Linked DNA regions of Homo sapiens: region 2 is linked to region 1. The links are chromatin loops, found by intact Hi-C in ENCODE. Cell type or tissue: Caco-2. All regions are shown on one strand. Links, peaks and the distances in the headings refer to the core of each region. The heading gives the core; the rest is flanking DNA.

Region 1 (11,348 bases), core at 922-4,921:
AGAATTAATGTTCCTTTAAAAATATCTGGCCATTTGATTATTTGCCTCAGAGAAAATGACCCCCCTCCCCAGGTTTGTAAATTTAAGAGTGCTAGTGAGCTTGAAAGAGCCTTATGATGTTTACTTTTTCTCTCCTTTACCAAAGAGAAAAGGGACTTACTTGGGAAGATAATATCATCACTTTTTGATTTTTTTGATGCCATGTCATCTTATTGATGTTTTAAAAGACTTGGAACAACATGAAGCACTTTAATGGAGAGATAAATATTTTTTAAACAAGTTATTATTTTTTCTTTGGCCTTTTATCTGTTGTACTACTTAGTGTAAATACAATTTAAAAATCATAAGTTGAAATTTTTTAATTTAGATTTAGTTCTCCTTAAGAAATTCAACAAGAAGGAAATATAAACTCTAAATAGACCTTTCTTATACATAGGCCATACTGCGGTGTGTTTATTTTCTATAAAATAAATGTCACTTTTAGCTTCTGTTAACCCACATCATTCCAGAACATTTCCTAATGATTCTTTTTAAAAAACATTTTTTTGTTCTGTAAATCTATTACTGTGAAAGTAGTTCCTTCCTGGCTTCCTGCTGTGTTTCTCTGCTATTGCATTATTGGTACTTACTGTGTCACAATGATCTGTCTTTACAAATTAATTTTGTCTTTTTCTTCTGAATTTTTTCAATGCTCTTGATTTTTTTTCAATTTATACTAACATTTTAATTATCAATTCCTTTCTAAAGAGGCATTCATACTGTTTGCAAAATTTAATTACAGTGCCTTCCTTCCTTAATACATTAAACCTATAAGTCTTCTTAGATTTTTGTATTTTCTGTTAGCTCAAATTAATAAGGGAGAATGAAAACATTCTTACATTGATCTAAATTATTTTCCTCTTCTTTTCTATTTTTTGAGCAGCAAATTGAACATTATTTATTTTTATCATATTTGAGATTCTTGACTATAAAAACATGTCCTTCTACCTCTCCTAATATAAGGGTAGTCTATAGTTTTAAGAAAGTATACACTTACATATCCCACATTTATTTGTCTTCTCTGTGTCCATTTATTCAGCCAGACATCTATTGAGTGCCTATCACAGGTTGGACACTGTGTTAGGTTATGTTTATTTGTTATTGTTTCTTTACAAGAGCAACTTAAAAAATTATCTTTCTAATGCCGCTCACAAAAAATATATTGAAACTAACTCTCTTACTCTGATCTCAACGATATCTCTTACATAGGTAATTGAACTGTAGTGTATTTATGAAATAATAGACAGGACAACCAAATAAACACTAGTAGTTCTGATAATTCTAAAACTATCCAGTGAAATTGTCTATGTGTTTGTTTATGTGTACAAATCATCAAGATTTGTGAAAAAAAACTACAGAAAACTTGATTATCTTTACTGGCAATAATTTAGTTTTAAATGGCAGACTGAGAACAAGTGAATGTAAGCTGTAACTTAATATCATTTAGTTATGCACCAACTTGGTCAAATCATTAATTTTATCTAACATCAAAAAGAAAAGCTGGATGCATGAAAAATTCTTGATAGATATGTTAAAATTATTTCATTTACTGAAAATTAACTCTTTTCAAATAAAGTTTAGTTTTTAGATCTTTATAGATTATGAGAAAAGAATCAGGAGAAAGAGGAAAGAAATAAAAAATGGAAGTCTAAACCAATTTCTGGTTCGGTTTAGTCTCCTTCACTGAACAAATATTTACAAAACACCTGCTCTGAGCCAAGCAGAATGCTGGGGATGCAGGAGGACTCACTTGAATCATGAGTGATGATATTGCCTTACTTTATGCTAGATTTAAGTTTGGGATGCCCTATGGAAATACTATGAAACTATGTTGTTAGCTAAATAGCATGAAATACCTTGTAGAAAATGCAAGTGAAAAAGAACCTGGGAAAGAAGGTTCACTTTCAAAGACAAACTATTAAGAATATCAGTGACTGCAGGTTAGACAGTAATTGTAGACAATTAAGAGAAGACAGAACTTCTGATTAGAAGAGTGATTGGCAAGAGAGTTGGCCAGGCAGAAAGGTGATGAGACCTTTAGGTGGGAGGCAGGAGCAGAGCTTGGTGTTTCTTTTGTATAGTGCCCCATCTCTGGGTTTTAGGAAGCATACTATCAAATGTTTAAATAATGCTCCAAAAGTTAGGTAACTCCTCAAGGTTACGCAGCCTTCAAGTGGTGGTGCCTGGACTTAAACCTCTAACTCTGTAGCTAGTGATCTTAGGAAGGTCTGCATTTTAGAATTTTTCTGCTGAAACAATAGAATTCCCATAGCTATTACAAGTTCAAGTATGAGAAGGAATGAAAAAGAAATACTGCCTGAAGATTTCCTTCATCAGAGAAACATAGGGATTGAGGAATACCAAGTGGTCTTGAGGATATGCATTGCAGACCAGTTCATTTATGATTTATTTATTCATTCAACAAACACTGATTTGACATCCTCCACATACCATGAGCCCTGCTTCTCACACCTGGCATGGGTCTTGAGAGCCACTCTGGCACCATGTTGCATTTTATTGGGTTCTCCAAAGTGAAACCTATTTATAGGTTCATCCTTGTATCCAACCACCAAAGTTCAGATAATAATTTGCCTCTTGATTTGCAGCCAGGGGCTTTCCAGTTAGTGAGAGGGGTTGATATAAGGGAGAGTGAAGAACCAAAAGAGGTAATTTGTCTTCATTTCTGCTGATGAGGACACCCAAGCAAGTTTTCCCTGAGGCTATGGTAATCTGCAGGGCTGTCTCTCATTTATTACCCACAGAATCTAGAAGCCCTGTGGCGCATTGCAAAGATAAGGTAATGAGCACACATTATGCAATAACAGACGGTAAACTCTCTAGTTTTCCTTTGTTATTGGAAGGTGGCCTGGAACACCAGGTGTTAGAGACAGGTTTTCCTGTCACTCGTCTAACCAGTTTCCTATGCACTAAATGCAAGAGATAACACATGAAATAACTCACCAGATTTAAAGTTAAGCAGTTAACTGTGAGAATGACAAAGATAAAATGAAATTGTAGAAGAGCTTTATAATGCCAAAATGCTATAAAATATTTGTTGCTATTATGAGACTTGTATGATATAGCTTCAATGGACTTGTTATGTTGCAATTAGATTGTTTTAAAATGTCACAAAGACTTGCTGGTGGATGGCTGGGTGGTATAAGGCAATATTTCTCTAATTTTAATATGCATATGAATCCCCAGGAGATCTTGTTAAAATACAGGTTCTGAGTCACCAGGTCTGGGGTGTGGCCTGAGAGTCTGCATTATTTAAAAATCTCCCAGATGATATTGATGCTTCTGGCTCATGGATCACAGTATGAGTAGCATGGATGTAAAATTGAGAGTATGTATTACCATCCCTCAATTCAAGGGAATTCATGACATATTCTGGCTAAAAACATACATATTTATCTGGTGTGTAAACCTCAGGATTCACAGCATATCATCAAATCAACTTTATTTTTGTCTTTCCTACTCCCTTAAAATTTATTCAGTAATCATCGGAAGCCCTGGGAAGCAAATTTCTGGAGACCCTATGCCTTTTCTGCTCATGCTTAAGTAGTATACCATCCTACTGTCAATTAAGATCATAAACACAGGCACAATTCAGTAATTAGATTGTGGGCCTAAGATAATAACCAGGCTCTGACCTCGATTTAACGGGCAGAGCTCCCTTGGCCCAGCCTGGGCCTGCTTACCCTGCTGTTTGTCCCTAAAAGGGCTCTCATTAGCTATTCTCTGTTTGCCCATGTTGAGCTTTTTGGTTTAAATCTGATGCCTTCCCCTGTAGGGCACTTTTGTGAGGCTTTGTGATTCCCTTCATTGGTGACTTCTCCTGCAGTCCCCTTGTTGCTGGCTGCAGAACCCCGTCAAGTCCAGGTGGCCACTTGTTCCTCCTGCTTTGGATCCTAGGAATTTGGCCTTGCACCCAGCTTCTTGCTGCTGCCCTCTAGGACCTGCATTGGGCCAGACTCAAGTTAGCTCTCTCTCATTTGCTGCCCACCTCTGCTCCACAGGAAACACTCTAGGGTTCTTTGACCTGAAAAACCCTGGAAATGCATGTGGGAGTAACTGTCCTCAAAGCAGTTATTCTACCATCCTTGGCCCTCTAGATTTCCTGGGCAGAAGGCAGAATGCAGGGCCAGTGTCCCCAAAATGCAGGGATGCCCCACTTAGGAATTCAAAGTGGACCCATGGGAGTCCCTCTCAATAGAGTGAGATGGTAGAAACTAATAACGAGGCAATTATTCTCCCCAAAGTGCTATCTTCACAAATATCCCTTCTCCTTTCGTCTCTCAGCTCTTTCATATCCTTGTAGTGAGTCAGATGGTTCAGAATTTATGCGGTGGGTTCTCAGAAATTTCCTTTCATGGTTTTTATATGACAGTTTTGTATCTCACTTTTCAATGTCATTCAATATTCTGTTACAATAATAATAACAATGACCTACGTTTAGCAAGCACAGCAATACCATGAGACAGGTGTGATCCATTTCCCCATTTTACAGGTGAAGAAATTGAAGCACAGAAAGATTAAGTAAAAAATGCCTGATGTGAACCTAACAAATCTTAAGTTTCTACTCTTAACCATTCTGCTGTGCTTCTGGTAGAAAACGTCCAAATATTTGAAGGCAATATCATGATATATTCAAAAGAATACTAAAAACCAAGTGGTATGTCAGGCTTGCAGAGTAAAATCTTTGGGTAACATTTCCGTTCTAAGTCTTAATTATTATTGCTTTAAAAGAAATATCGTTGGATTGCATTTCCTAAAGTGTGTTTGCATGAAATATTAGACCCAAGGTTCCTTCAATCATTCAACACATATTCACTGCATGCCACATAGGGAATTCTGTCCCTCTTGGAGATCTGCAATCTATTAACATGTTATAGATTCTAAAAGATCCTGTATAAATGTGTATTTATCCCCAAATTATTTGATATTGGATTTTCTGTTCAATTTTGGGGCAACACCAATAACATTCTTTGGAAGTTCCTTAGAATCAGCTTTTGGAAGTTAACTAATGAATTTACTGATTAATTCAGAGACAATGAATGAAAGTGCATGTACTAATTATTCTTTATTCATTTGACCTTGAAGAATGTTTAATTTGTGATCACCTTTTGCAGTAACTTGACAGATATTTCTAAACACATGTTAAACCTAACTTGGAAGTAAACCCATTTATAAAAAACACTGAAAATAATAAAGTAATAATGTGTTAACATCTGTATGTGTAAGATGTGAGGTTTGGTGCAGTGATTCTCAATCTTGCCTATTAGAATCACCTGGGAAGGTTTTAATTAACTGATGTCCACACCACATTCAGGCCAATTTAATCAGAATCTCTGAGGGTAGGATCTAATATTTTGATCCAGGGCTGTGATTTGAGTCTCCTTCAGTCCATGTGATAAATAACTTATATAATTAGGTGAATTGAAACTACCTCTCTGAAAAGGAGATGAAATTATCTACCACCAATAGATTTAGTCTGGTTGAAATAAAATGGATAAAATATATAAGAAATTTGGTCGGGCGCAGTGGCTGTAAGATTTTTGGCCAGGTGTGGTGGCTCATGCCTGTAATCCCAGCACTTTGGAAGGGAGAGGTGGACAGATCACTTGAGGTCAGGAGTTCAAGACCAGCCTGGCCAACATGGCGAAACCCTGTCTCTACTAAAAATACAAAAATTAGCCAGGCGTGGTAGCAGGTCCACGTAATCCCAGCTACTCAGAAGGCTGAGGGAAGATAATCGCTTGAACCTGGAAGGCAGAGGTTGCAGTGAGCCAACATCATACCACTACACTTTAGCCTGGGTGACAGAGACAGACTCTGTCTCAAAAATAAATAAATAAATAAATAAATAAATAAAATAAAATAAAATAAAATAATAAAAAAGTAAATTTAAAAAAACCCAACAAACCCAAAAATGTAAGGTTTTCTTAAAAAAAAAGAAAAAAGAAATGCATATACTTAACACTTTCACATCACGGCAATTATCTAGGATCTTCCTTATTGAGGCTTTATAATTTATGACCTTTTGTTTAAACTCCGCTCCTCATGTGGCTCCTGTTTATCAATTTTATATTTCCAAATTGCACTCTGCTGAAAATAATGAAATTAGATCAATATAGTTATGTTAATGGAGGTACCATGCAGCTCATTTGAAAGAGAATGCAATACATATTTTCATACGTCCTATATTACTCAACCCATTGATCAGAAAAGTGTTAATGATACAATGCTAGTATTTTGAATGTCTAAGAGGTCCATTGATGGCAACTTAGACATAAAAAGCTACTGAATGTTCATGAAACTGGAATAAATGACTGCATTGAATATATTTAAGTTATCCTTAATGTCCTGTTGTTAGCTGCAAATTTTATTCAAACTCATCTCAACTGTTATTCTTAAGACTTAAATAAATCAACCATGTATTTTTGTTCATCTTGGCTTACACAATTCTGTCATTTGTTTGAACAATAAGCATAATTCTGTTGCCAAATAAAAGAAAAACAAAATTATGGGGCTGTAAAAAACGCAGTACTAGAATGATGTGATTAAATAAGAACGAGCCAGAAGTATATTCCTACGTGAAGTCTTCTTCTTCTTCTTTTCTTTTTTTGGACAGGGTCTTGCTCTGTTGCCCAGGCTGGAATGCAGTGGTGCAATCACAGCTAACTGCAGCCTTTATCTGCCAGGCTCAAGTGATCCTCCTGCCTCCGCCTCCTCAGTAGGTGGGACTACAGGCATGTGCCACCATGCCTGGCTAATTTAAAACTATTTTTTAGTAAGGGTGGGGTCTCACTTTGTTGCCCAGGGCAGTCTCAAACTCCTGCACTCAAGTGATCCTCCCACCTTGGCCTCCTAAAGTTCTGGGATTACAGGTGTTAGCTACCACACTGGGCTGAAGTTTTCTTCTTTTGCATTTCTGTTCCTCATACTTCTTTGTGTTCTCTCTTGGTCTTTGTCTTTCTTCAGGTCTTGCTCTTGCCACGTACTGTTTCTTGTTTTGAGATTTGTATTTGTAGTGGGGGAAAACAATACGGAGAGTTTTTATGGAGTGGAGGAACTTCCAAGATACAGTATGTAGTATTTTTAGGAAATGGAAATCTATTAGATGCTTTCTCCCTGAGAAGGTAGTAAAAGTTGTGAGAATGAGAAGGAAGAGATGGTAATGCAAAAGAAACACTTGTTGGAATATTCTAGTGAGGGTGAGGATGCAGAGGGAGTCTTTCTGGAGAGAAAATAGATTTGTGTAAATGGAAGACTACTTAATAGTCTACGGAGAGAAACCAAAAGATTAGCAACAAAGGATATTAACATTTATTATTCATGCTTATTAAAAAAAGAGAAACTAAGGAATAATCTTGGGTATACCCATTCAATGAAAAAGTCACTTGTAAATTTCAGAAACGTGAACTGCCTTCTAGGGACTACTGTTTAAATGTCACCTACCTAAAAGGAATACATTTTAATTGGACTTTGATTGGCAAGCTCGTCACTACTTCCTTTGCCTTTATGAAAAGATCTGTTCCAACTGGCAACACCCAAGAGTGCAGCATTTTAAACAGGGAAAAGGTGAGCAAACACAATTACCCGCATCTAAGTCCTGTGATACAGGCAACTGTTTTAATATAATTCGTCTTCCTAGTTGTCATTTACTAACCTAAAGAGCATTATTGGGCTGATTTAGTTAAAAAACACCACCACCACCACCAAAAAACAAAAAACAAAAACATGGATGGAAAAGGGAAAGCAATAGAAAGGGAGTCTGAAGATTCTAGATTGAGTCCTGATGTCTCTGCAAATAGCTATGAAGTAACTAGAGCTTCAATTTCATCAACTGTCTAGGTAGGATGCCCTCCAAGGTCTCTAAGATTACAAATAGTGTGAATTAGCCGACAGCGAGCTAGAGCATATTTGCTTAAGCCAATAGTGACATCTGGTGGCTGCATATACCAATGACAGATTTAGCTACCTTCAAGCTTTCCCAAAGGCTTGGTAAGTCTTGTTTTTAAAATGGCTGCCTTTTCCATTTGAAAATATACCAGTGGCCAGTTGGAAACCTAACTGTTCAGATTTGGTTTCTCTACTTTATTATTTATATCATGAGTTTTTAGATTTTTATTTTTTATTAAGTAGGTGAATGAGCAACATGTTTTTCAGAGAATGACACTTTGATAACTCTTTTCTTGTAAATGCAGTATTATAAACAGAGCTCCAAATTCCTTTGGCTCTGTCGCTACTTCTCTGAAGCAGATGTACTTCCATGCAATTGATTGGATTAGTGGAGGTGTAAATTTAAAAATAAATAAATTAATTTGTTTATCCTCTCATTTAACTCCTACTCTTGCGTCAACCTCTGTGCTAGACAGGACAGATCCAGAAATAAAAGCACACCCCTGAACTACTGAGTTCTCTGGCTTCGAACCCAGGGAACTGACAACACATCAGCTGGGATTTGAGCTCCCTTTTTGTAAATATAGACAGAGGCAGGGTAAATCTCAATCTTCATTTTGTTTGTCATAATTTCTTGGTTTCCCTTTGATGGTGGTGAGGTCCTTACCCCTGCTTTCTGAATCCTAGTTCTCTTGTCTCCCACAACTCTAATTTTTTATACATAAATGAATACATAAGCAAGTGTACTTTTATGAAATGCATACTATTTCCCTCTCACATTTAAATTCTCAATTTGTGATGTGTAGAATCTTAATATTTCCTTTAGTGCAGAGTGACCGGCACCTCCAGTTTAATCCTTCTCCAAAATGGTTAACTCAGAATTCTCACCATTCCCAGTCTCGGTCTCCACCATGGTGCTTTAATTCTCTTTTTTTCAATACTATTTAAAAGTATCATCATTGGCCGGGTGTGGTGGCTCACGCCTGCAATCCCAGCACTTTGGGAGGCCGAGGCAGGCAGCCACCTGAGGTCAGGAGTTTGAGACCAGCCTGGCCAACATGGTGAAACCCCATCTCTGTTAAAAGTAAATAAATAAATAAATAAAAATACAAAAATTAGCCGGGCGTGGTGGCACACACCTGTAATCTCAGCTACTTAGCAGGCTGAGCCAAGAGAATTGCTTGAACCTGGGAGGCAGAGGTTGCAATGAGTAGAGATTGTGCCACTCACTCCAGACTGGGCGAAAGAGTGAGACTCCGTCTCAAAAAAAAAAAAAAATTATCATCATTATTATCTTGTCTGTTCCTGGTTCTTTCCTTACTATGTAAGAGAAGCAACCCAAGTCGCAGTGCATTTAAATGCTTTTCCTAAGGCTCTAGTAAGGGCAGTTAGAAATGGAAGCCGGAACTTTAGATGGTCTGGAGCGTGGTCTGGAGTCTTTACAACACACCCAAACTATCCGCACACATGGAAGGGTGAGAACCTCCCTATCCAATTCCTTTGCATCAGCTCCTCCTTCCTTTATTGTCTATGGCTTCTGGGACGATTGTGAATAAGAGAGTGATCCAACAACAGAATGTGGAGACAACCTCTCTCCCCTCTGTAGCTGTGTCCACTTTGGCTTTTGATACAGGGAGTAGAGTCACAGACAGGCATGTATTCACTTTAGTTTCCCTAGGAACGCAGACAGGTGGTTCAGACAGAAATCAGAATTATTTATACATGACTGTAGGAAAATATTTATTCAGGGAACTCTGACCATTTTATGCTTGAATCATTTATATTCTCTACTATTTAGAGCTGCAGTTGGCCTTGCTATCATTTATTTATTTGTACATTGAGTCAGTGAAGATAAATTTTCTTAATTTTTTTTTCCTTTTTTTTTATTTTATTTATTTATTTATTTTTATTATTATACTTTAAGTTTTAGGGTACATGTGCACATTGTGCAGGTTAGTTACATATGTATACATGTGCCATGCTGGTGCGCTGCACCCACTAACTCGTCATCTAGCATTAGGTATATCTCCCAATGCTATCCCTCCCCCCTCCCCCAACCCCACAACAGTCCCCAGAGTGTGATGTTCCCCTTCCTGTGTCCATGTGATCTCATTGTTCAATTCCCACCTATGAGTGAGAATATGCGGTGTTTGGTTTTTTGTTCTTGCGATAGTTTACTGAGAATGATGGTTTCCAATTTCATCCATGTCCCTACAAAGGACATGAACTCATCATTTTTTATGGCTGCATAGTATTCCATGGTATATATGTGCCACATTTTCTTAATCCAGTCTATCATTGTTGGACATTTGGGTTGGTTCCAAGTCTTTGCTATTGTGAATAATGCCGCAGTAAACATACATGTGCATGTGTCTTTATAGCAGCATGATTTATAGTCCTTTGGGTATATACCCAGTAATGGGATGGCTGGGTCAAAAGGTATTTCTAGTTCTAGATCCATGAGGAATCGCCACACTGACTTCCACAATGGTTGAACTAGTTTACAGTCCCACCAACAGTGTAAAAGTTGTTCATATTTCTCCACATCCTCTCCAGCACCTGTTGTTTCCTGACTTTTTAATGATTGCCATTCTAACTGGTATGAGATGGTATCTCATTGTGGTTTTGATTTGCATTTTTCTGATGGCCAGTGATGGTGAGCATTTTTTCATGTGTTTTTTGGCTGCATAAATGTCTTCTTTTGAGAAGTGTCTGTTCATGTCCTTTGCCCACTTTTTGATGGGGTTGTTTGTTTTTTTCTTGTAAATTTGGGTTCACTGTAGATTCTGGATATTAGCCCTTTGTCAGATGAGTAGGTTGCGAAAATTTTCTCCCATTTTGTAGGTTGCCTGTTCACTCTGATGGTAGTTTCTTTTGCTGTGCAGAAGCTCTTTAGTTTAATTAGATCCCATTTGTCAATTTTGGCTTTGGTTGCCATTGCTTTTGGTGTTTTAGACATGAAGTCCTTGCCCATGCCTATGTCCTGAATGGTAATGCCTAGGTTTTCTTCTAGGGTTTTTATGGTTTTAGGTCTAACATTTAAGTCTTTAATCCATCTTGAATTGATTTTTGTATAAGGTGTAAGGAAGGGATCCAGTTTCAGCTTTCTACATATGGCTAGCCAGTTTTCCCAGCACCATTTATTAAATAGGGAATCCTTTCCCCATTGCTTGTTTTTCTCAGGTTTGTCAAAGATCAGATAGTTGTAGATATGCGGCGTTACTTCTGAGGGCTCTGTTCTGTTCCATTGATCTATATCTCTGTTTTGGTACCAGTACCATGCTGTTTTGGTTACTGTAGCCTTGTAGTATAGTTTGAAGTCGGGTAGTGTGATGCCTCCAGCTTTGTTCTTTTGGCTTAGGATTGACTTGGTGATGCGGGCTCTTTTTTGGTTCCATATAAAC
Region 2 (16,844 bases), core at 7,042-11,041, 290 kb before region 1:
AAGAGCTGGGGTTGCAGGAGTGAGCCACCATTTTATTTTTTAAAATGCGTATCTCTGAAAAGATATCCTTGAAACTCACTATCTTTGTATGAATTAGTTCAATTAGATTATTTTCCTCATGATATTAAATTGAGAACAACAGTACCAAGATAATGGGAGTCTTCTTGGAGATGAGATGGGAGTGACGGACATAATGCTTTTTGGGGAGAGTAAGTAGTAGTCTTTCAGTAAGATGATGTTTGGAATATGAGAATATAGTCTTTCATCTCCATATGGCCCCAAATCCCAAAACCTAGAACTAAGGCAGCACTGGAGTCTCTGTTGATAAGAGTTTACAGTTTACAATAAGGTTTTTGTGGTTAAGTCTATGTTAAAAGGATCCAGAAAGTTCAACTAGTGTTACGTGTTTTAATGCTGATGAGCAGAGTTTTTTGTTTTGTTTTGTTTTGTTTTGTTTTTTACTATCAGGTGTATTGTTATTAGTAGATACTTAGTATCATCAGTGTGAAATTACATACCACCTTGCTTTGACAAATCTTAAGAACTTTCGAATAAGTTATGGGAGTCCTGACCATCCTTTAAGGAAAACAGTGCACTCCTCTAAAAGCCTATTCAAAGAGGTCACATTGAGGAATTATATATGTTTTCTAGTCTTTTTGAAGTACTTTTTTTTAATGTCTTCGGAGAATTTCATTTAGAATACTCTTGGAGTGAATCTGTCTTTTAGGGGTAGATACGACTTTTGAAAATAACCAAATGTCATTAAGAACCTAATGTGGAGAGTAAGGTAGGTGATTAAGTTAGATTATCTTATTTATGGTGACAGATGATGATGCTTATGCAATGAGAGTCACTTTAAAATTTGGACAGACTGTCTCCAAGAGTAATTTAGACAAATAGAGTTATTAATAATACAAAAAGTCTTCTATAGTAGACTCCTATATGTTCACCTAATCCTCTTTTCTCTCCCTCTTGTGCCTACTTCTAGGCTGTAATTTCTGGCCCCCTTTGCAGTTCTGTATTTTTTTCTTTGCTGACCTCTGCTGCAGTTAGATAAGGCTAAATGATAAAGAACACTTTCATCCTTGTTCAACTTAAAAATTCTTATGTGGTCCTCCTCATTCTTTCTTTTCCCTCATCTGCCAACTGGATGCAGAGAATCTAGTAAAGGACTCTGACCAAGGTCCTAATGGAATGGTAGAGCCATGAGATGAATGAAGTCTGAATCCCTAAATGATCAAGTAAAAAGCAATCTGTCAGTCAGAAAATACATATTGGGCTTTTATTGTGATAAGGCACTAATTTTTTATAAAAATAAAGCTATAATTTTAAATTGTAGCGGCTAGCATTACCACCCTTACTGTACTTTAGAGTTTGAAGAAGGTAGTCCACTAGCTGATGCTATTGGAGCCACCTTGAAAATTAACCTTGGGAGTTCCTCTCTTTCCTTATCTAATCTGTCACATTGGCAAGTATGGTTAATTTGTGTTGGCAGTGCATCTGTCAATGCAAGAGACACTCCATCAACCTGTTCTATTTTTGTGTTTGTAAAATGTCAGAGCATAGAAATCATGGTCTTTTATATAAATGAGGAAAATAGAATGACAATTGGACCTGAATTCAAGTTGTTTTTTTCACTGTCTTGTACTTTATTCACAGTGATTTTAGATGAGCCTCACATAAAGAATATTAACGAGAAATATGGAGCTATTCTACTTGAGGCTCTTCCCAAAAGTCTGCTTTGGTAAAGAGGTCTAGAATACATGCCAGGCGATTTTAAATTTTTGAATATTTATTTCATAGTAAAGGCTAAGGAGACCACTTGTGATAGCCACAAGTTTAACAACTGTTTTGTAAGTAGATATACTAGGTGTCAGATAAATGAAAATATGACAACATTCTTGCCTTTTAGGAACATACCTCCTGGTAGATAAGTCTTGCATTAATCATTTAAGTGCAAGGTAAACATATTTTGATTGTTAGTTTTTTTCCTCTCCTGTCTCATTCTAAAGTGAAAGTAAAATAGCTGAGATATAGGTGAAAAGAGAGACAGATACAAGTGTGTGATCTCCATGAGAAATAAGTGAGCTACATTACTTATAATGCTCCGAACATGCGTAGTTCAGTTCTTGTCACCTGTTAATACTAAACACATAGAAAGGATTTTAAAAATGTAATCAGAAGTGAAGGGAGAGAGAAAGGAGAGAAAAAATCCACTGGAGCTATCTGGCTTGGTGTGGTTTTGTTTTCCTCCTACTTTGAGATGAGTCCAGTACATCTGGAGGTATTATTCAGTTTTGTATTCCAAATGCCCCAGCTATTCTAGGTATTGTTAATGATTCAGGCTGTATCTAAAACTATCATCTGAGATTAATTCACTCATTTCTTGGGCACTTAGGGTGAACAGTGCTCTTTGTTTGTTGAGGAGAAAAAAATTAAATACAGTAAACACTAAAACTTTGTGACTGTAGTCTGTATCGCCTGGACAGTGCCATTTTGACTGAAGCACAGTTCAATCGGTAATATCAATTGACTCTTTTTGACAAAGATAATAATGCCCAGTTTTGTGGCTATTTTAGAAAATAAAGCATAATGCTATCCTCCAATATGTTATGACACTTTGCCCTACACTTGTTTATGCTGCTGGTTGTTTTATTTCTTCAGTTGCTCTCAATCCTTGGCAAAACTTCCTGGCAATCTTTTATGCACAATATTTGTAGAATTGTTGAGGTGAAAGGTGTTCTGTGTATGCAGACATAGACTGGTGTTTTACTGTGTTGTGTTTTACTCGTGGCCTCTACAAAAGTGTGATTTCTGTAAGACATTTTCCTTCAGGATATTTTCTGCTGCTTTTGGCCTTTCCGACTTTATGAAGCACTCAATTTTGGATAAGCTACTGCTTTACAGCTACATATTTGATTCTTTGGTGTCAATATATATGAAAGTAAATGCTAGAATTAACGTCTGTGTTTCCGTATTTCTGAAGCCTTCATTCTGTTGAGTCTGTTTATTCTGGGTTTACTCTAGAAAAGTGTAGCTAGTTGTGTTTCCTAGTAAACAACATATTCACCATTGCTGGATTTGGGGACACATTGTGGGGGTGGGGAGAATACAGCTTGTGAGCTATATTTAATTTACTACATTATTTTGCATTGAGCAAATCAGTGGTATCCAGACATATTTCAGTACAGATTTCTATTTATCATTTGCTTTGCAGCAGTAGATTAGCTTGGCTGGAAATCATACCTTACTCAGGTTAAATAGTTACTCTTTTTCCTAGGCCTTTCCCCTTCATCTCTTCTACATTTAACCATGGATTTAACTCTTCACCCTATTGCTAGACAGTTACGAGCTAATTTGTAGTTATTACATAAGCAAAGTGTTTAAGTGTGTGAATCTTTTGTTTATAAATTGTATGTTAAAATATATTTGGATTAGGAATTCTACTTTTCAGTTTAGATATCATGAGAAGGGCTATTCACTTGTCTAGGAGACTGTTGTGTTTTCTGTATTATATTTAGCTGTTCTTTATTCAAATAGGAAATAAGAATGCAGATAATTTTCCAAGGAAGGATGTTACTTTTCAGAATTAGAGGAATTATAGGCATACACCTATCTAAATACATTTTACATGGCATAATTTGATTGTCCTTTTGTAGAGATTCCATAATATTAATAGCCATAATCAGCTTTTTCTTGGCCTTGAAAATAATTTTAGGGATGCTTTGTTCTTTACTGACATGTCCAGTAGTTGGTAAGGTAGTGTGGAAGGAGCCTGGTTATTCTCTTTGTTCTGTAAGAGGCCCTTCTAGATTTACCCCATTGCAAGGAGAAGATCTTCCTCAAGGCTTCTATCTTTTCTACATGGCTCTTCTTCAACCCCCTCAGTCCATTATCCCATCATTTCTCATGGTAAATATCTTTCTCCATAAAAGGAACTACTATTTCTTAATGCTTTCCTGGTTCTTGCTATAGACTTCCATAGGATGCACTTGGAACTTTGTGAGTGTCAGGCTTGGAGGGAGAGAATAGGCAAAAACCTATTGATGGTTTTAGTGTGAATCCTCCAATTTCAGTTACTTTCTCCTCTAGATTGAGCAGGAGCTGATTTCTTTACTAGGTTACTTAGGGAGAAAACTTACCTCTCTAAGGCTAGCCAATTCAATGACGTTGGAGGAATATTAGAATTTATTTTTTCTTTCTTTCTTTCTTTCTTTCTTTCTTTCTTTCTTTCTTTCTTTCTTTCTTTCTGTCTGTTTCTCTCTCTCTCTCTCTCTCTCATATATATATATATCTGGCTCTAGAAGGAATTTAATAACTCACATTTAGTTATCAGACATTCTGGAAATTTATAGTCTTAAATTCAAATGTGTTGAGAGGGAAACAATGTAATTTTACTATCCTTCTATGGTCATTTATTTCATTTAGTGGTGGAAGACTTGCCCATAGAGATACTGAACATACTGCTGCTCTCTTCTCCTTCAAAGGTGCTGGCTCAATGACTCACACCTTCCACCAGTTCTTATGTTAATTCCTTTCCAGGCTTTTGATTGAAGAGCATTCTCTAATAGATTTTCAGGAAAGACTCATAGGAACAATATTCCGTAAGTTCTTGCTAGTTATGTAGCAAGAACTCAGATATAGCTTTTTTAATCTGTAGCCTTTATACTTGAAGGTCACTTTAGCTTTATCAGATATATTTGATATGTTGATTATTTTCCCCAGATATAAGTATGTCCTTTCCGTATGTCCTTTCAAGTTATCTTTTATTTTAGGAGAGTTTTAAAAATTATAGTTTTTAGTATTTTTTGTTTTGTTCCTTTGGTCATTTCTTGAGGGACTCCTGTTACACACACATGTTGGACCTTCTTTGCCTATGTTACATATTACTTTCTCTTGAAATCTTGTCTCCTCATTTTTTTAATTCTGTAGTTTTTTTCTTACCATTTCCTATTTCTGTTAAGGCATTATCCATTGTGTTTATTCATTCTTGTGTTTCTTGTAACTTAGTCTTCATCCCTAAAATAAGTTTTGATATCTTTTCTAAGTTTTTCCTGAGTTTGATCACCTCTATTTTCATATCTTCCTTGCTGTCAAACACATCATTTCCGAGTATTTTTTAAGTAATGAGGTTTTTCATCACTGTTGTCATTTAAAAAAGGATTTTTAGCTTACTTTGAAATATTAGGTCACAGTTTTCATCTTATGTGAGCATGTCTTTCTGGCATGCTTTCATTATTCATAGGGACATCTTTTATTCTTTGTATGCTTTTATTCCCTTACAATAACTTTAGGAAGAATCTGCTATTTTCTGTTGTTCATTTTTTTTAAGTAAAATGATTTTTTTTGTACTTTTAAATAGGGTGGATAGTTCATGATACCATTTCTGTCTTCAAGGCTCTAGTGCTCCCACTCTTCTTGTTTTTGTAAAATGACTTCTAAAAAAATTCTCGATTCTGCTCTCTTCCTGACTCCGTTGTCCAACTTTTTCTCAACCTTCTCTTTTCTTTGCTTCTGTCTGCTCAATTTTGATTAGACTCTCAGTAATTTCTCTTTACTGTTGGATTCCATGTTGGAAGCAGTTCTTTTTTGTTAGATTTGAGCATAGCCATATTGCTCTAGTATCTCAGACTTTATTGAGTTGATGTCCTCTTGCTTTCACTTGCAAATCAGATTGTGTGGAATCCCCTCCCAGTTTGGCTACTATTCTAGATTGGCCCTTTACATTTACCCATTAGTGAATTGTGTTCTCTGGACCATCAGAAGCCTGGGTACATTCCTTTGCTGTCTCTCACACAGATGCTGATACCACTATGGCCCAATACTTTTTTATGCTTTCTCCCAACTCATTTATATTTGGTGTTTTGTGGAGATATTTTGTGACTTTATTATGTTGTAGATGCCAATACTCCTTGACTTACAATGGGGGTTACATCCTGAAAAAAAAAAAGAAAATATTTTAAGTCAAATATGCATTTAATACCCCAGTAAACCCATTGTAAAGTCAAAAAATTGTGAGTCAAACTATCATAAGTCCAAATGCTTCTTGACTTAGGTATGATGGGTTTATATCCTGATAAACACATCATAAAGTCAAAAAATTCTAAGTTGAAATATCATAAATGTGGAACCATCTGTATTGTCCTTGAATCTTTTGTTTGGCTATTGTCTTAATCTGTTTCGTATTGCTATAACAGTGTCACAGACCAGCATGGCCAACATAGTGAAACCCTGTCTCTACAAAAAATACAAAAATTAGCCAGACATGTTGGTTCATGCTTGTAATCCCAGCTACTTGGGAGGCTGAGACATGAGAATCACTTGAATCTGGGAGGCAGAGGTTACAGTGAGCTGAGATCACACCACTGCACTCCAGCCTGGGTGACAGAGTGAGACTCTGTCTCAAATAAATAAATAAAGTAGCTATAGAATATTATAGCTAGTTTATAAAATTTTCAGACTCAGGGTTAAATTATTTAATGAATTTAAACTATTAAAATCTAAATTTAACTTACATATTAGAGCAGTCTGATTTAATTTTACTTTGCCACTTTCACAAAAAAGAAATTCATTGTTCACAATTCTGGAGAGTGGGAAGTACAGTATCAAGGTACTAGCATTTGGTGAGGGCCTTCATGCTATGTCATCCCATGACAGAGGTAGAAAGGCAAGAGAGCAAAAGAGGGTTGACCTAGCTCTAATAACAACCTGCTCTTGTAATAGCATTAATGCATTCATGAAGGCAGAGCCCTCATGGCCTAATTGCCTCTTATTGGTCCCAACTCTTAATACCATCAGAGTGGCAATTAAATTCCAAGATGAGTTTTGGAGGGGACATTCAAGTGTAGCACCTTTCTTCCTTGCTGTCTGTCTGTCGTTAAAATCTATTCTGCCAGCATCTTCATATTGTTGGAATACATTGACAAAACTTCTATATAAGGAACAGTCTTGAATATTGACTTATTACTCTATTTAATGGACAGAAAATGCTACATATATTACATAGATATACATAGAGATACACACAAACACACACACACTCACACACTCTCCATATTTGTCCAGGTAATGGTTTCACTTAATACACTAACAGTGTTTGTGTTTGTGTATCAGTGTTTGAAGTGAAACTGTTACGTGGACAAATAGGGAGAGCATGTGAGTGTATGTGTTTGTGTTTTGTGTATGTCTGTGTATTTCTGTATGTATGGACATCAATCCCAAGTAAAAGCAAGTGAAAAATTTTAGTAGTATCCTCTACTAGAAGAGTGAATATTTTTCTATTTGTTGCCTTTATTTCTTATTAAATAAAAAGCAAATTTTGAGGGAAAATGCTTTTTCCTATGTGTCATTATATTGAGGAAATTATTCCCTACTTTAATTATCAAGGTGTTTGACCAGTAATATTAGTTAGCACTTTAGGAGGCTGAGGTAGGCAAATCATTTGAGCCCAGGAGTTCCAGACCGTCCTGGGCAATATGGCAAAACCCCGTCCTCTACAAAAAATACAAAAATTAGCTGGGCGTGGTAGCATGTGCCTGTAGCCCCAAATACTCGGGAAGCTAAGGCAGGAGGATCATCTGAGCCTGGGAGATCAAGGCTGCAGTGAGCCGAGATCGTGCCACTGCACTCTAGTCTGGGTGACAGAGCAACCCAAATGTCCATCAATGATAGACTGGATTAAGAAAATGTGGCACATATACACCATGGAATACTATGCAGCCATAAAAAAGGATGAGTTCATGTCCTTTGTAAGGACATGGATGAAGCTGGAAACCATCATTCTCGGCAAACTATTGCAAGGACAAAAAACCAAACACCGCATGTTCTCACTCATAGGTGGGAATTGAACAGTGAGAACACCTGGACACAGGAAGGGGAACATCACACACCAGGGCCTGTCGTGGGGTGGGGAGAGTGGGGAGGGATAGCATTAGGAGATATAACTAATGTAAATGACGAGTTAATGGGTGCAGCACACCAACATGGCACATGTATACATATGTAACAAACCTGCACGTTGTGCACATATACCCTAGAACTTAAAGTATAATAAAAAAAATAAAATAAATTTTAAGTTCAATTAAAAAAAATAAAAATGAAAAAAAGAGAGCCTATTTTATAACCTTTGTTGTTGTGCTCTTGTTAAAAACAGTTTTTCTTTATAAATTGAGATGTAATAGTGAGCCTGTCTCATTTCATAAAAAATTTTCCAAGCTGTGGTGCTTTAACTGGAAGTTAAATTCACAGAATTTTGTGAAATATTGTTTTCTGAGTAGGAATATTTGTGTTCCTTTTGCTTACAATATGACTTTCCACCTTTGGTCAGTTATTTTAGTTGTTTTTGTAGTTGCTAATACTTTGTGATTACTTCTTTAGTATATGAACTCATTAGTCATAGTGGATTTTAGATGTTTGGAATTTCATTAACAGAATTCATTTGAAATTTGTAAGGCTGATGAATCTCCTTCTACTAATTACTACTTTGCTAAAGTTCGTTAAAGGACTATCATTCTGCCACCTCCCAAAAAAACGAACTTAAAAAAATCTTTTGCCATATATGTAATTAAAAAAAAAAAGTATTCCAAATATCAGAGCTCCATCTTAATTTGTTGTGTACTTTTTCAGTGCTTGTTACCAGGCTTCTTGTAGCCATATTAGTGAAGTTTTCTTTTCAACCTTGATGCAAAGATACTCCCTTGAGTTTTCTTTGAAAATAGACTGAAGGCCTCCTTCTAAATGTCTTATGTGTCATTTGACATAAGTTTATTGGGTGAGCTGTAACCTAGAGAATCATGCCCAAATAGCTGCCTGACTGCATTTTTTGGTTTGTTTGTTTTTCCTGATGGACCTCAGGTTACAGAGTTTTGTCAGGCCTCATTTGGTCAGAAGCATGTTTGTTTCTCTTGTCAGCTTCTTGATTGGTTTCTTTCCAGATTCTGCAGGGCAGCCATATGGTCATTTCTGCATGTTTTCTAGATTGCTTCTGTGGTAGGGTTCCAGGTTTGGTTGATGAGTATTTCAGATTCTACCCACACTGAGAGAGCTTCAGTTTTGCTCTTTGGTTTTATTTCAGATAGCATATTCACAACTTGTGTCCTTCCTGTCACTTATCTGAAGTTCATTTGAATTTGGTGATTTTATTTTACGTGGCCTATGTATTTGGCTAATGTTTCATCATTTTATATGTCAAGGAGGAAGACTATTAATGGCTGTTGAAGTGCTTAGATTATGCTAACTTAGGAAAACTAAATCTAGTAATAATTCTATTGGATGATAAATATTAATGTACATTAGATTGGGTAGAAAAACATACCAGTCACCTTTCCATATCTTGTATTCTCAGTTATTTTGTTACCTTTTTTTTTAAATTTATTTTGAAAATCATTGTCTATAACTGCAAGGCAAGGAGAAAATTACTTAATGTTAGTAGTGATAATACATTAAAAACTATAGCTTTCAAGGTATTCTCATTACAGAATTAATGAAGTAAATTTCTACTAATAAAATTGAGCTTTAGGAAATTTATGCTTAGCCTTAGTGAACCAATAGCAGGAAAATTCCACACCTGTATTTATTTATGGCTATTTTTGATCTCAGGTAGATTAAGAACTATATCATTTCCAGATATTTTGAAGTTTAAGAAAAGCAACTTAATGTCTTGTATTCAGTCTGATCTTGATGAATTTGGTATTTTGATTTCAATGAAGATTGAATTAATATGAATAAGTGAAGTTAAACATCATGAAAAACTCACTGACTACCTGTTAAAATAAAGGTTTTATAAAGTAGCTATAGAGGCTGGGCATGGTGGCTCACACCTGTAATCCCAGCAGTTTGGGAGGCCGAGGCAGGCAGATCACCTGAGGTCAGGAATTCAAGACCAGCCTGGCCAACATAGTGAAACCCTGTCTCTACAAAAAATACAAAAATTAGCCAGACATGTTGGTTCATACTTGTAATCCAGCTACTCGGGAGCCTGAGACATGAGAATTACTTGAACCTGGGAGGCAGAGGTTACAGTGAGCCGAGATCATACCACTGTACTCCAGCCTGGGTGACAGAGTGAGACTCTGTCTCAAATAAATAAATAAATAAATAAATAAATAAATAAATAAATAAATAAATAAAGTAGCTGTAGAATATTATAGCTAGTTTATAAAAATTTTCAGACTTAGGGTTAAATTATTTAATGAAATTAAATTATTAAAATCTACATTTAACATATATTAGAGCAGTCTGATTTAATTTTACTCTGGCACTTTCATTTTGTAAGAGAACCTACTTTGTTTTTTTCAGACTTACATTTTTGAGGAGGTAGTTTTTTTTGTTTTTTTTTTTTTTTGTTGTTGTTGTTTTTTGTTTTGTTTCGTTTTGTTTTGCTTTTGAGACGGAGTCTCGCTCTTGTCACCCAGGCTGGAGTGCAGTGGCGTGATCTTGGCTCACTGAAACCTCCGCCTTTCGGGTCAAGCAATTCACCTGCCTCAGCCTCCTGAGTAGCTGGGATTACAGGCGCCCTCCACCACGCCCAGCTAATTTTTGTACTTTTAGTAGAGACAGGGTTTCGCCATTTTGGCCAAGCTGGTCTCAATCTCCTGACCTCAGGTCATCCACCCACCTCGGCCTCCCAGAGTGCTGGGATTACAGGTGTGAGCCACCGTGCAGGCTCAGGAGGTAGCTTTTATTGTAACTACTTTTAACTTTTATTTGCATGCAAAATGCCTTGTTTGCGTGGTTGGGTCTTTTTCCAAAGAAGCTATAGTGTACTTTGTCTTTCTTACTTTCTAGTGTTCCTAAGCATTCTACCTTAGAGTGTTTTGTATTTAGGTTTTAAGGTTCTTATTGCCATGGCCAGAACTTAATTTATTAATAGCTACTGACCTTTTGAAGGAGCTGACTACATGTTTAAATTTATTAGATCTAAAAGTTTAGCTGCTAATTACAGATTTCAAAGAATTGGTTGACTTTTTTGCAGCAGGATATTTTCTAGAGTGTATAGTCAAGCTTTTAATGTCTCTAAATAGGTTGTTGAATAGGTTGTTGCCCCCCAAAATTTATTTTTTGAGATACAGAAAGAAAATATAATTTCTGTATTTTTATTTTTTATTTTCTACATATACATTTCTATTTTTCTGTTTTATAATATATAAAATATTAGCAATATCATAGATATCCAGTTCATAAATAAGCAGCTACACATTACTGCATGCCTATATATTTACCAATAGGGACACTTAGTAAAAATAATTTGAAGACCATAGTTCTGACAGAGTAGTTATAGAAAGTGAACACTAAGTGTAGAGCATGTGATCTTTTTAAAGAGATAGATAAAGATTCAATGATTAAAAATATAATAAAAGAAAAATTAAGTAAATATAGAGTAAATAAGTAAAAGTATAGATTAGAATATTATTATACAGACCAAGGGACTCATTTATAGATTGTTTATATATTTAACTCATTATAAAACATTAAAATGGGCTGAGTATTGTGACTCATGCCTGTAATCTCAGTGCTTTGGGAGCCTAAGGGGAAAGGATTGCTTGAGGCCAGGAGTTTGAAACCATCTTGAGCAACACAGCGAGACCCCATCCCCATAAAAAATTTAAAAATTAGCCAGATGTGGTGGTGCACACCTATAGTCCTAACTACTGTAGAGCTGACGTGGGAGGATAGCTTGAGCCCAGGAGTTCCAGGCTGCAGTGAGCTACGATCACGCCGGTACACTCCAGCCTGGGCAGGTGACAGAGCAATACCCTGTGTCTAAAAAGAACAAGGCTGGGAGTGGTGGCTTATACCTGTATTCCTAGTATTTTGGGAGGCCAAGGTGGGAGGATCGCTTGAGCCCAGGAGTTTGAGACCAGCCTGGTCAACATAGTGAGGCCTCATCTCTATAAATTTAAAAAATTAGCTGGGTGTGGTGATGCACACCTGTGGTCCCAGCTACTCAAGAGACTGAGGCAGGAGGATCACTTAAGTCTGGGAGTTTGAGGCTGCAGTGAGCTGTGATCATGCCACTGTCCTCTAGCCCTGGGTGACAGAACTAGACCGTCTGTAGAAAACACAAATAAAATAAACACCACCCCTTCAAAAAAACCATTAAAATGGTTCCTATTGTTTATTTACTAAACTAAAAGGAGTTTTAATAATTAAATGGACTACATACAGCGTTTCAAATTGTTTGGAGCAATTTAAGTAGAGGCTCAAGTTATTCACTTAGAATGGCGTTTCCTTATCTGGTTATAGCTGACCTTTATATAGGCCTTTTAAATTTAGAGGTCAACTGATAAATGTCGGCTTTGCCTCTCAACAGTTTGTTGTCTTGTGTTTCTTCGCAGTGGAAGGAATTTAAAGTAAACTTTAAAATTTTAAACAAATTACTATAAATCAGATAATGGGAGATGTTAATTTTCTGTTTCCCAGTGTTGCTAAAATTAGTAGGTATTGCCTTTATAACCAGGAAAAATATTCAAAAAGTTAATATAAATAACTTCTAGTAGTATTAATAGAACTAGAAACAGTTTATGTATCTTCAGAGTTACCTATGATGTGGGGAGGAGGTAAAGATAAAGGGAGAAGAAACAAACAATAAAACAGAAAGCAATTAGCAAGGAACATTCCAAAATAGGAAAAAATTACATGACAAATTAAACCAAATTTCTTATAACAATAAATATAAGTGGGATAAGCTCACCTTTTACAACCAGAAGGCTCGCTACAATGTTTTTTTCAAAAAGTATAAAAACATACTTTGTTTTATGATACACATAAAAAAATCTTTTAGGATGGGCATACCATGTAAATTAACAGAAAGAAAGCAGAAGGGGGTCATAATATTCAGTATCATAAAATTTCAAAAATAATTAATGGGACAAATTATAATATGATGCATATAAGCTGTAATGTTGATGTCAAGAATCTATATGTACCCTTTACCATTATGTAATGGCCTTCTTTGTCTCTTTTGATCTTTGTTGGTTTAAAGTCTGTTTTATCAGAGACTAGGATTGCAATCCCTGCTTTTTTTTGCTTTCCATTTGCTTGGTATATCTTCCTCCATCCCTTTATTTTGAGCCTATGTGTGTCTCTGCATGTGAGATGGGTCTCCTGAATACAGCACACTAATGGGTCTTGAATCTTAATCCAGTTTGCCAGTCTGTGTCTTTTAATTGGGGCATTTAGCCCATTTACATTTAAGGTTAATATTGTTATGTGTGAATTTGATCCTGACATTATGATGATAGCTGGTTATTTTGCCTGTTATTTGATGCAGTTTCTTCCTAGCATCGGTGGTCTTTACAATTTGGCATATTTTTGCAGTGGCTGGTACCAGTTGTTCCTTTCCATGTTTAATGCTTCCTTCAGGAGCTCTTGTAAGGCAGGCCTGGTGGTGACAACATCTCTCAACATTTGCTTATCTGTAAAGAATTTTATTTCTCCTTCACTTATGAAGCTTAGTTTGGCTGGATATGAAATTCTGGGTTGAAAGTTCTTTTCTTTAAGAATGTTGAATATCGGCCCCCACTCTCTTCTGGCTGCAAATCAAAACCACAATGAGATACTATCTCACACCAGTTAGAATGGCAATCATTAAAAAGTCAGAAAACAACAGATGCTGGAGAGGATGTGGAGAAACAAGAATGCTTTTACACTGTTGGTTTGAGTGTAAACTAGTTCAACTATTGTGGAAGACAGTGGTGATTCCTCAAGGATGTAGAACTAAAAATACCATTTGACCCAGCGATCCCATTACTGGGTGTATACCCAAAGGATTATAAATCATGCTACTATAAAGACACATGCACACGTATGTTTATTGCGGCACTATTCACAATAGCAAAGACTTGGAACCAACCCAAATGTCCATCAGTGATAGACTGGATTAAGAAAATGTGGCATATATACACCATGGAATACTATGCAGCCATAAAAAAGAATGAGTTCATGACCTTTGCAAGGATGTGGATGAAGCTGGAAACCATCATTCTGAGCAAATTATCGCAAGGACCAAACACTGCATGTCCTCACTCATAGGTGGGAATTGAACAATGAGAACACTTGGACACAGGAAGGGGAACATCACACACCAGGGCCTCTCATAGGGTGGGGAGCTGGGAGAGGGATAGCATTAGGAGAAATCCCTAATGTAAATGACAAGTTAATGGGTGCAGCAAACCAACATGGCACATGTATACCTATGTAACAAATCTGCACATTGTGCACATGTACCCTAGAACTTAAAGTATACTTTTAAAAAAAGGAAAAAAAAGGAATCTATATGTGCTAAATAATATAGAACTAAAATATAAAGGTCAAAAATGTGCAAAAAATAAAGAGAATTTTTAGAACTCAATAGTAGTTTAAAGCTTTTAGAGTACTCTTCTAAGTCTGTAACAGATAAAACTGATAATTATTCCTATATTCTATAATTTAATTCAATTGATATATAAGACAAGGAACTATATATTCTGAAAACAAAATATCTTCTCTGTAATTCATGAAACGTTTATAAAAAATGACCATGCTTTTGGTCACAGGGAAAATTTCAGGTAATTCCAATGAGTAGAAATGGGTTCCATTAGATTCTCTGCCTTCAGTATAATACAATTAGAGCTAAAGTAATACAGATAAAGAGGAAATCTGGTAATTTTCAGATCTTTTCTATCAATTCTTGGGTCAAAGGAAAAAATAAAAACTGCAGTTCTAAGCTATTATCTGCCTAATATGATAACATGCATTTTCTTCTGTTTTTCTGGTAAACTATGTATTCTGATTTCAGGAAGGTGAAGGACAGCATTCAATAATAAATGTTTCTTCACCCCCTGTAAAGAGGAAGGCATTTTGTTTGATGTGAGATATGACTCTGAAAAGAGTTAGCCTTGGGAACCTGTAAATCTGTTGGATTCTATCACAGAATGCACATTAGTAGTAAATTATTTAGGATAGATATATGGAGAATCCTCTATAGTTATCTGTGTAGATTTGGTGTTCAGTGTGATTAATTTTTAACAGAGATTCTTGTGATACCCCTATGGGAAGGAGAAGTATCATAGTTTGTTATGGCAGATTGATTGAACTGTGTATAATGTCTGTAGATTTTGGGTTCTTTTTACCTCTGTCCCTTGTTTGCATCTCTTGTTCAGTATTCCTCTAGGACTCAAATTCTTCGTCTGTGAATGAGGAAGTTGAATTAAAATATAAAGTTATTTATACATGTTATTTTTGTATAGCTCTGAATAAATTCATTAAGTGAGTATTGAATGTTGGTTCCTATTTAGTCTGTAGGGTTTAAACTTATGTTGTGATGGGAGAGAGAAACAGGCTTAGGGTGCCATGAAAGCAGAGACAGGCAAGTATATCTTAGAAGGAAGGCGAGAGGAAAGGGCATTAGGGAAACTTTCACAGAGGCAGTGTGACATCTGAACTGGTCTTGAAGATAAATGAGTTTGTCAAGTAAACAAGAAAGAGAGTTCTAGGCTCAGGAAGTAGAATGTACAGAGGCAGAAAGAATGTATTTTACCTTTGGAAAAACACAGGCCATTCATGTGACGCTTAGCATGGGATTATGGAGTAGTAAGATATTAGGCATTGAGGTATATGGCACCCAAATCGTGAAAGCTTATTATGTCATACTAAATAATATAGGCTTTAAATTAAAGACAATGACTAACCATGGAAATGTTTTCTATTTGGGTATGACACTGTAAAATTTAGTTGAAATGGATACAGGGATAGCAGTTAGAAAACTGGCAGTTCAGGTGAGACATGAATGGGAGTCTTAATTAAAATAATGGCAATGAGATGATATGCAGATTTATATAAAATGGATAGGCTTCATAGGGTCTGTGGGAGCCCTGGAAATGTATGTGAGATTTAACATGAATGTATTTTCCTTGGGACATGGTTCATACATTTCATCTGATCATACAACAGGGCTATTAGTGTAAATATATATATCACAGGAAAAATTGACAGGATGACATTCTACAAACTATGAAGTTAGATAACTTTAAATTTTATTTTATTCACTAATGACTAATCTTTTTTTTCACTTTCTGTAGCGGACAAGGCAAAATCTCAGCAAGTTCGGACCTCTAGTACAATAAGGCGAACCTCCTCTTTGGATACAATAACAGGACCTTACCTCACAGGACAGTGGCCACGGGATCCTCATGTTCACTACCCTTCATGCATGAAAGACAAAGCTACTCAGGTAAAATCAGGAAATCAAAATCAGCTTATTACCCTGCACTTCTTCTGTTTTGATCACAGTAAAGAAAATGTAATATAATCAAATTTCCCCAAATTTGAAATACATCCAACCAAGGAAGAAAGGAAAAATCCATTGTTTTAAATAAACTTTGCAGTAATTGTTTTTTGTCATCTGGCTTTTAGAAGTTTTGAAATTCTTTAATACTTAAATAGCACATCAGTCTATATTACATGGTTGTAGACACGTTGTAATTTTAAGAATTGCTTTCCAATACAAATTAAAATGACTGGTAACCATTTTAGAAAATATAATTTTTTAAGAAGAGTTTGCACCGTTCTTGAAAATAATTTATAAAGTAGTAACAAATGCCTAATGAAATCTATGTTGGAGAATTTATTTTTTTCTGTTTAAAACCAAGACTAAAAGCCTTCAGAGGGAAATAGAAATTAACTGTCTCATTTTCCCTGTTTTTGGAAGGATCTCCAAGCTTTTGATTTGAAAAGCTTTTCCTCCACATCAGAAAAAAAATCTGAAAACATCTTTATTCATGATTATCTGAGTTCTTGACCATATCTTCATAACAGTAGTCAATCAGCATTTATTGGCATAAAGAAGAATACTAAAAATATAAGAG

Evidence for each region. Hi-C counts contacts between places; a loop is a spot of excess contacts. Peaks named below come from ENCODE experiments on the same cell type or tissue, not always from the same donor. Only the 100,000 strongest peaks of a DNase experiment are listed, where the experiment ranks them.
Region 2: a loop joins it to region 1, with 5 times the contacts of the local background. A loop is called at or near these places in 1 of 110 quality-filtered maps.

What each region holds. Positions count from the first base shown.
Region 1 is chr7:8,288,271-8,299,618 of GRCh38, forward strand. All of the region lies in intron 3 of ICA1-AS1 (ICA1 antisense RNA 1), which reads left to right. Among named protein-coding and RNA genes, the nearest start is that of ICA1-AS1, 32 kb to the left of the region's middle. In Caco-2, for the core only: no CTCF peak of the experiment used is centred there; a DNase peak (open chromatin) is centred at 2,811.
Region 2 is chr7:7,987,850-8,004,693 of GRCh38, forward strand. It overlaps GLCCI1 (glucocorticoid induced 1), which reads left to right. Exons shown (of 8, transcript NM_138426.4): 2 at 16,059-16,210. Among named protein-coding and RNA genes, the nearest start is that of GLCCI1, 27 kb to the left of the region's middle. In Caco-2, for the core only: no CTCF peak of the experiment used is centred there; a DNase peak (open chromatin) is centred at 8,842.